Regions from separate parts of the Homo sapiens genome. Here region 1 is linked to region 2. A link is a contact called in ENCODE Hi-C or POLR2A ChIA-PET data. All regions are on one chromosome and are shown on one strand. The core of a region is the stretch at or near the end of the contact, and the rest is flanking DNA. Distances in the headings are between cores, read along the strand shown.

Evidence for each region. A loop is a pair of places that touch in the nucleus more often than their neighbours do. ChIA-PET counts read pairs that join two places held with the same protein, here RNA polymerase II (POLR2A). Pooled maps may share reads with other maps.
Region 1: a pooled map shows a loop between it and region 2 (2.7-fold over the local background). The contact joins the enhancer-like site here to the promoter of MAPK1 in region 2. A Hi-C loop is called at or near these places in 1 of 50 pooled maps. POLR2A ChIA-PET finds 5 or more read pairs at or near these places in 5 of 52 experiments (BJ, H1, K562 and 2 more).

What each region holds. Positions count from the first base shown.
Region 1 is chr22:21,687,638-21,691,604 of GRCh38, reverse strand. It overlaps PPIL2 (peptidylprolyl isomerase like 2), which reads right to left. Exons shown (of 20, transcript NM_014337.4): 13 at 3,873-3,962; 14 at 3,499-3,532; 15 at 2,756-2,873. Among named protein-coding and RNA genes, the nearest start is that of PPIL2, 24 kb to the right of the region's middle. RefSeq lists enhancers at 1,187-1,296, 2,562-2,611. Within about 2 kb of position 1,909, at least 4 of the 41 ENCODE cell types and tissues checked have a DNase peak (open chromatin) inside an H3K27ac peak, as active enhancers do.
Region 2 is chr22:21,866,395-21,869,959 of GRCh38, reverse strand. It overlaps MAPK1 (mitogen-activated protein kinase 1), which reads left to right and starts at 2,315. Exons shown (of 9, transcript NM_002745.5): 1 at 2,315-2,638. The coding sequence starts at 2,520. RefSeq lists a silencer at 2,145-2,384.

The DNA.
Region 1 (3,967 bases), core at 660-3,159, 180 kb after region 2:
GGGTTCACGCCATTCTCCTGCCTCAGCCTCCTGAGTAGCTGGGACTACAGGCGCCTGCCACCATGCCCGGCTAGTTTTCTGTATTTTTAGTAGAGATGGGGTTTCACCGTGTTAGCGAGGATGGTCTCGATCTCCTGACCTCGTGATCCGCCTGCCTCGGCCTCCCAAAGTGCTGGGATTATAGGCATGAGCCACCGCGCCTGGCCTCCTCCTGGAAAATCTTTAATTACAAGAATCACAAAAGGGAAAACAAAGCTGTAACAAATTAAAGTCTAATGATCTTTGAATACGGTAAAATAGGCAAACCTTTGGCAACAGTTGTCCAAGAAAGCACAAAATACTACTAGAAATAAGAAAAGAAGGCCGAGTGTGGTGGCTCATGCCTGTAATCTCGGCACTTTGGGAGGCTGAGGTGGGTGGATCACCTGAGGTCAGGAGTTGGAGACCAGCCTGGCCAACATGGTGAAACCCTGTCTCTACTAAAGTACAAAAAATTATCCTGGTGTGGTGGTGGGCGTCTGTAATCCCAGGAGAACCGCTTGAACCCAGGAGGCAGAGGTTGCAGTGAGCCGAGATCCCGCCATTGCACTCCGGCCTGGGTGACAAGAGTGAAACTCCATCTCAAAAAAAAAAAAAAAAAAAAAAAAGAGAAGGTGGCAACTGATCTGTCAGCAGTTTCACAGGCTGGTTAAGCCAAAGAGAAATAAAAAATAATAAAATGATTCCCTGCCCTGGCCCCTGCCAAACAACAAAAACAAACCACGCACCCAACCTACTTGAAAATAACCAACAGTCCTAGGCAATCCTTGGCTGAGAAGAAATTGAAAGGGAAGCTACCAACAACCAGCAAGCAGTGAAGAGGGAACATGCACCCTCAAAATGACAGACGTGGCTATCAGAAACACACATGGATTAAAGTGAGGAAGGAGGAAAAGCACCATGAAGAAGCAAAGACAGAAACTGAAAACAATTACAAACCCTTCAAAGTGAAGTGAAAACAGACAAACCCTTCAAAGACCACTAAGGGACTGAGGAATGGAAAGTGTGATTAGGCATGAGAAAAAAAGGTCAGCACAGCGAGGCCAAGAGAATACCAGCCTTCATGGAAACAAGTGCCCGTTAACCCTGAAATGAAAGCCCCAAGGAAGTGGCACGAATAGCTGCCAGCTGCCTTTGCCCAGCTGTTAAGCACAGCTGACTCGTTTGATTTTTTTTTTTTTTTCCAGACAGGGTCTCACTGCTGCCCAGGATAGAGTGCAGTGGCGCGATCCTAGCTCACTGCAGCTTTGACTTCCCAGGCTCAGATTATCCCCCCACCTCACCCTCCCAAGCAGCTGGGACTACAGGCGCACGCCACCATGCCCCGCTAATTTTTTTTATTTTTTGTAGAGATCGGGTTTTGCCATGTTGCCCAGGCTGCTCTCGAATTCCTGGGCTCAGGCAATCCACCTACCTCAGCCTCCCAAAGTGCTGGGATTACAGGTGTGAGCCACCACGCCTGGCCATCCCTGTGATTTTAACCATTCCAGGCCACAAAGCCACAGCCAGCCCTGCTCGTAACATGCAGGGGCCACACCTGTCACAGCAAAACCTGCTGGAGCCAGTCCACACAACCGAGACCACGTGTGACAGTGAGCTGGCAGAAGGCCACGGCGAAGCCACGACAGGCCAGGGTTCACCCCAGAATGCCACGGAGACACCCATCCACTCTGGCCTTGTAGTGGCCACATCCACAAATCCCGGGAGGACCAGAAAAAGGACAGAATCATCATAGTAGATGCTAACAAAGAAACCTCTAAAAAGTCAGCCACCCTCCTAAAAACAGCCCAACAACAAATGTTCTGAGAAGGCAAAACAGCGATTTCTGTGGAGCACAGCAAGATGCCCACATCCTCCTCCCCCATCAGGCCCACGGTGACGTGACGGTGACGTGACTGATGTGCACACCAGGGAAGCAGAGAGCAGACCAGCTTTTGGTGATAAGCGTGACTATCTAGAAAACCCAAAAAAATCTTAAAAACTTTTGAATTATAAGATAATTTGTTAAAGTGGCTAGATATAAAATGAACGGTAGTTTTTCTCTACATGAGCAATGATCCCCAAAAGTTGGGAAAAAAAAAGTCCATTTACAAAAGTATCATAAACTATAAAAAATCCTTAAGAGGTTGCTTTATCCCGGAAGTCACAGGACCCATGTGAAGAAAACGATTGAAAGACTGAAACATAACATCAGGCCACTGTCTGGGGATGGAAAGGGCACCTCTGTTCTTCCACAATACAGGCATCCGGCCCCTGTGTGCATGGCCCTGCTGGCCCCCCATCCCCTGCCTCCTGCCACCAGACTGCACACTGCTCCCCACATGCACCAGGGCCAGACCTCCTGTGTCTCTCCAGGCGCCTCTCCCTGTGCAGCCTGTGCCCTGCACAACCCCTCCCACACGCTGACCTCCCCCAGCACTGCCTGGCCACAGGCACCCACACGAATGCCTGGTCCCTGTCAAGAAGCCCTTCTGGACCTCCAGTAATTCCCGACTTCTGGTCTCTCGAGGACACACCCGGTGCGGGCAGCTCTCCCTGCTGACTCACTCTGGGGACCCCCTTTTGAACGCAGGTGCACATGCTTGGCCTAGGTGTGCCGTACACCGTCTGGGTATGATTCAGAACCAGCACACCCTTCAGAGAGGGCCAAGAGGAAGAACCCGCAGAGAGTGCCGGCTCACCTCCCAGGCCACCCCAGCAAGCCCAGCTGACTCACAATTGAGACCTGTTGCTGTTGGGCCCGGAGTTGGCCATGCTGAGGATGCCGCGGCCCGTGTGCGAGAGGTTGGGCCGGAACTCGTCTTTGAAGGGCTTCCCCCAGTATGACTCCCCACCTGGAAGAGAAAGGCCCATGGGAGCAGGAAAGCCTGGGCCCCAGCCGAGGCAGAACTAGAAACCTCAGAGTCCCGAGGGGCATCAGGGCCTTGCTGAGCCCAGCCTGGGGCAGGGGCACTTGATAGGGAGGCTCCCAGCCCCACGCCACCAACTCCTGGGTCCCTTGGAGCCCCCACGCCTCCAAACAGGCAGGCTGCTGCCCACTCACCCCAGCCCCGCCTGGGGCCTGCCCCGGGACAGGGATTAAAGAGTCAAGGCCACCATCATCATCACTCAAGCTATGGGAATACAGAGGTTGGGGGATCTGGACCCAAGCAGCTGCCAGGCTGAGGGGCTTGGAGAGGCTGCAGGAGGGAGGGCTGGCCTCAGTCTGAGGCAGACCCCAGGGGCCCAGGGAAGAGACCACACACTCTTGCCTCCTCTACCATGCAGGCCTCACAGCCACCTGGAAATGAGAAAACTGAGGGCCAGGCCTGAGGGGGCACAGCACTGATGGCTGCCAGTCGTTCCACCCTGGTCTAGCAGATTCCATGTCTGAGCTGTGCACAACCCCTGCCCAGCTACCCCCTCATGCCCCACGGAGCAGCCAAAGTGCCCAGAGAGGGGCCCAGCACCAGTACCTACCCGTGCCTGTGCCTGTGGGGTCGCCCCCTTGGATCTGTGAAAACAAAAGCCAGTGAGCAAGTCACACTCTGAGACCCGAGGCCCACCGCCTGCCTGACTGAAGGACACCCCTCCTGCCAGATGGCTCCACACAGGGGCTGGGCTCTTGGTGATAATGAGGGGCCCTCCCAGCCACCTCCCTTTGTGAACCCAGTTCTGGATGGGCTGGGGCCTCAAGGGTCAGTCTATGGGTTCCCCAACAGAGGATCACCAACTGGACTCATCCTGGCCACCGTGGGATGGGCCAGGGCCCTGGGATGGGGCAGGGACAAGCCCACCCAGCCCCCGATGTCCCACCAAGCTCATCTGTGCAGCCAGTGACTCTCGTCACTCACCACAAAGTTCCGGATGGATCTGTGGAAGATGGTGCCATCGTAATAATGCTTCTTGCAAAGCCTGATGAAGTTTTCGCAGGTTTTTGGTGTCTGCA
Region 2 (3,565 bases), core at 1,066-3,565:
CCCATCTCGGCCTCCCAAAGTGCTGGGATTACAAGCGTGAGCCACCGCACCCGGCCTCTTTTTTTTTTTTTTTTTTGAGACGGAGTCTCACTCTGTGGCCCAGGCTGGAGTGCAGTGGCGCGATCTCAGCTCACTGTAACCTCTGCCTCCCGAGTTCAAGCAATTCTCCTGCCTCAGCCTCCCGAGTAGCTGGGACTACAGGCACACCGGCAGGCCCAGCTAATTTTTTGTATCTTAGTAGAGACGGGGTTTCACCATGTTGCCCAGGCTGGTCCCCAGTTTCTGAGCTTGGGCAATCTGCCCTCCTCCGCCTCCCAAAGTGCTGGGATTACAGGCGTGAGCCACCGCGCCCGGCCGGTTATTGTGGTTTTAATTTCATGGTACTCCATTTATCTTGGCCTGTTTTTTAAAAAAATATGCAATGTCCTCTTTTGAGAATAAGAATTAGGTATTTTCTTTTTATTATTATTATTATACTTTAAGTTTTAGGGTACATGTGCACAATGTGCTGGTTAGTTACATATGTATACATGTGCCATGCTGGTGTGCTGCACCCATTAACTCAAGAATTAGGTATTTTCTAAAATTGGGTCCTGCTTCATGGGCTAAATATATTTTGAAGGAGTAAATTTTGGCTGGAGCAGTTTATTCCTTTTCTCATGTGTCACATCCTTTTTCCCCCACAGGATTTTTTGTTTGTTTGTTTCTCTGTTTTAGAGACAGGGTATTGCTGTGTTGCCCAGGCTAGTCTTGAATTCTTGGGCCCAAGTTGGGATTACAGGCGTGAGCCACCACACCAGCTTCCACCAGAGAGTTAAACAAACAAACAAACAAAAAACTTTGTTTATTCTCCTTTGAGATTGACTAATTAATCTTTGTTGATGTCTAGAAGTCAAGAGTTGATGGTTTTAAACTTGGAAGAGTTGAACAAAGAGGATATAGGGTCTGCCGCTCTTCCTTCTCCCTCCAAACATGGCAGGGGAAAAGGTTCAGAAGCAGTGCCTGGGTCATTGTCCGTCTCGTTGTCTTAGCTTTCCTTGGTATCCACCTGCTTCAGGACTCTAATTTTTATTTTTTCAACCTCTGTTGTTTGTGACTGTTTCTTAACCTGGTGTGTCTCTTTTTCTCTAAACCTCGATGTTTTGGTTTTAGTGACTCTATCTTTGCATTTCTATTTCATTACCTGCTCTGTCAGCATTTCTGCCTATCTGTACCAATCTCGGTCTGTCTCTGAACGCAAATGTATCTCTCATGTGTTTCGACCCACCACCCCCTAATCCCTTACTCTCTGCTTTGTCCTCCTGCCTCAGCCTCCCAAGTAGCTGGGATGACAGGCGCCCACCACTGCGCCCGGCTAATTTTTGTATTTTTAGTAGAGACAGGGTTTCGCCATGTTGGCCAGGCTGGTCTTGAACTCCTGACCTCGTGATCCGCCCGCCTCGGCCTCCCAAAGTGCTAGGATTACAGGCGTGAGCCACCTCGCCCGGACTTAATTTTTGTATTTTTAGTAGAGACCTGGTCTCAAACTCCTGACCTCAAGTGATCCGCCCGCCTCGGCCTCCCAAAGTGCTGGGATGATAGGCGTGAGACACCGCGCCCTCCCTTCTGCTTTGTACTTCTTCATCGTACTTATCACAACTTGAGCATTACACGTATTTGTCTGTCTCCTCTCTCTAAAAGGTAACTTCTATAAGGGTGGATCCCCAGGAACATGGAGTGTGCTCAACAAACATCTGAACTAACCTGATTGGCGTATCCTCTCAGTGTCTCCTTTTAGTCTCGACAATTGTGTTTCACACTTTCTCAGTATGCAAATATCTTTCTCGGTCTGGGTCATGCCTTTCGGTTTCTGCCCCAGTGCAGAGGCCTCTAAGTTTATCAGCGTGTGGACCACAGATTCGCAGAGGCCTGAGCTGCGGCGCTGCCGGGATATGGCGCGTCGTCGGGCCTCAAGCACAGCCCGGGGTCCCTCGCTGGCTCTGTTCGGACCCTGCTCGGTCGCTCGCCTGGGCCCCAGCCATCTCTCACTTCAGCCCATGAGTTCTGCCCCACGTCTGTCTCCCTGGGTGTCTTAAGAGACGCGACCCGCACCGACGCCCCCGCGAATGCACCGCGAATGCACGTGACCGCGCCTAGTGGCGCCCCCTCAGTCAACGCCGTCGCAGTGCCCCTCCCGAAGCCCGCCGCTTCCGCCGGCCCGCGCGGCCCCGCCCCCAGCCGCGAGGAACCAATCCGCATGCACACTTCTTGTCCCCGCCCCGGCACCCTCCTCGGCGCGCGCCCCTCCCTCCGCCCGCCCGCCGGCCCGCCCGTCAGTCTGGCAGGCAGGCAGGCAATCGGTCCGAGTGGCTGTCGGCTCTTCAGCTCTCCCGCTCGGCGTCTTCCTTCCTCCTCCCGGTCAGCGTCGGCGGCTGCACCGGCGGCGGCGCAGTCCCTGCGGGAGGGGCGACAAGAGCTGAGCGGCGGCCGCCGAGCGTCGAGCTCAGCGCGGCGGAGGCGGCGGCGGCCCGGCAGCCAACATGGCGGCGGCGGCGGCGGCGGGCGCGGGCCCGGAGATGGTCCGCGGGCAGGTGTTCGACGTGGGGCCGCGCTACACCAACCTCTCGTACATCGGCGAGGGCGCCTACGGCATGGTGTGGTGAGTGTCCGCGACCGGCCACGCCCGGCCCCCCCACCGCCCGGGGCCGCAGCGGACGCAGCCTCGGCCTCGCCCGCGCCTCGGCCTCAGGCGCCGCGGCGACCTCGAACCCGGACTTCACCGCGGTCCGCGCGCCAGGGCTCGGGCGCGGCCCCGGGCCGGTTGAGGTTTAGGTGTTGTTGCTCGCGGTTCCCGGGCCTTCGGTCGCTCGGGAAGGGGCTCAGGGAGTGGCGCGGGGGGCGTAGGCCGGTACTAGTGGACCCTTGGCCCCGGGCGCAGCGCGGCCTTTAAAGTCTGGACCCTCGGGAAGGCAACGGAAGGGTCCCCACCCCTCAATTTGCTAGTATCATGGCCTTCTTTTGGACTTTCGATTGTAAAACTGTGAATTCCATCAGATGCTTGTCGGTGTTGGCGGCGGTGGCTGCTGAGGTCCTGAAAGCGTTTTGCCTCCGCGTGTGTGCAGAACACCGAAATAATCGTTTTTCTCTCTTCGCCTCTGTTTGCAGCCAACGGCTTTCATTAAATATCCTCAGCGGTGCTAATGGTGGTCTCCGCGCAGGCTTTCTAAAATGGATTACTGACGCCAGTGTTGGTGGCATATTTCCGTCTTGAAGTTTTTACTTCTAAGTGGATTTTAATATCGTACTGCTGGCGTTTCAGGAAGGATAAACTAACATTACTCTCTTGATTTGTTAAAGATCCGTTTAGAGTTGGGCCTAATTTGACTTTTTTTTTAGCCCCCAAGTGAGCTCTTTTACCAGCATAAATGCTCCCAGATGTTTTAGCCCAATTGCTATGGACTCCTGTTAATGATTTAGTGGTCATTATGTATGCAGCCTTAATGGAGTTCTTGCAGAATCACACGTAGACTCCCTCATCTTGATTCAGGTCCCTTAGAAAAGTGAAATGATAGTGACGGTTTTTTTT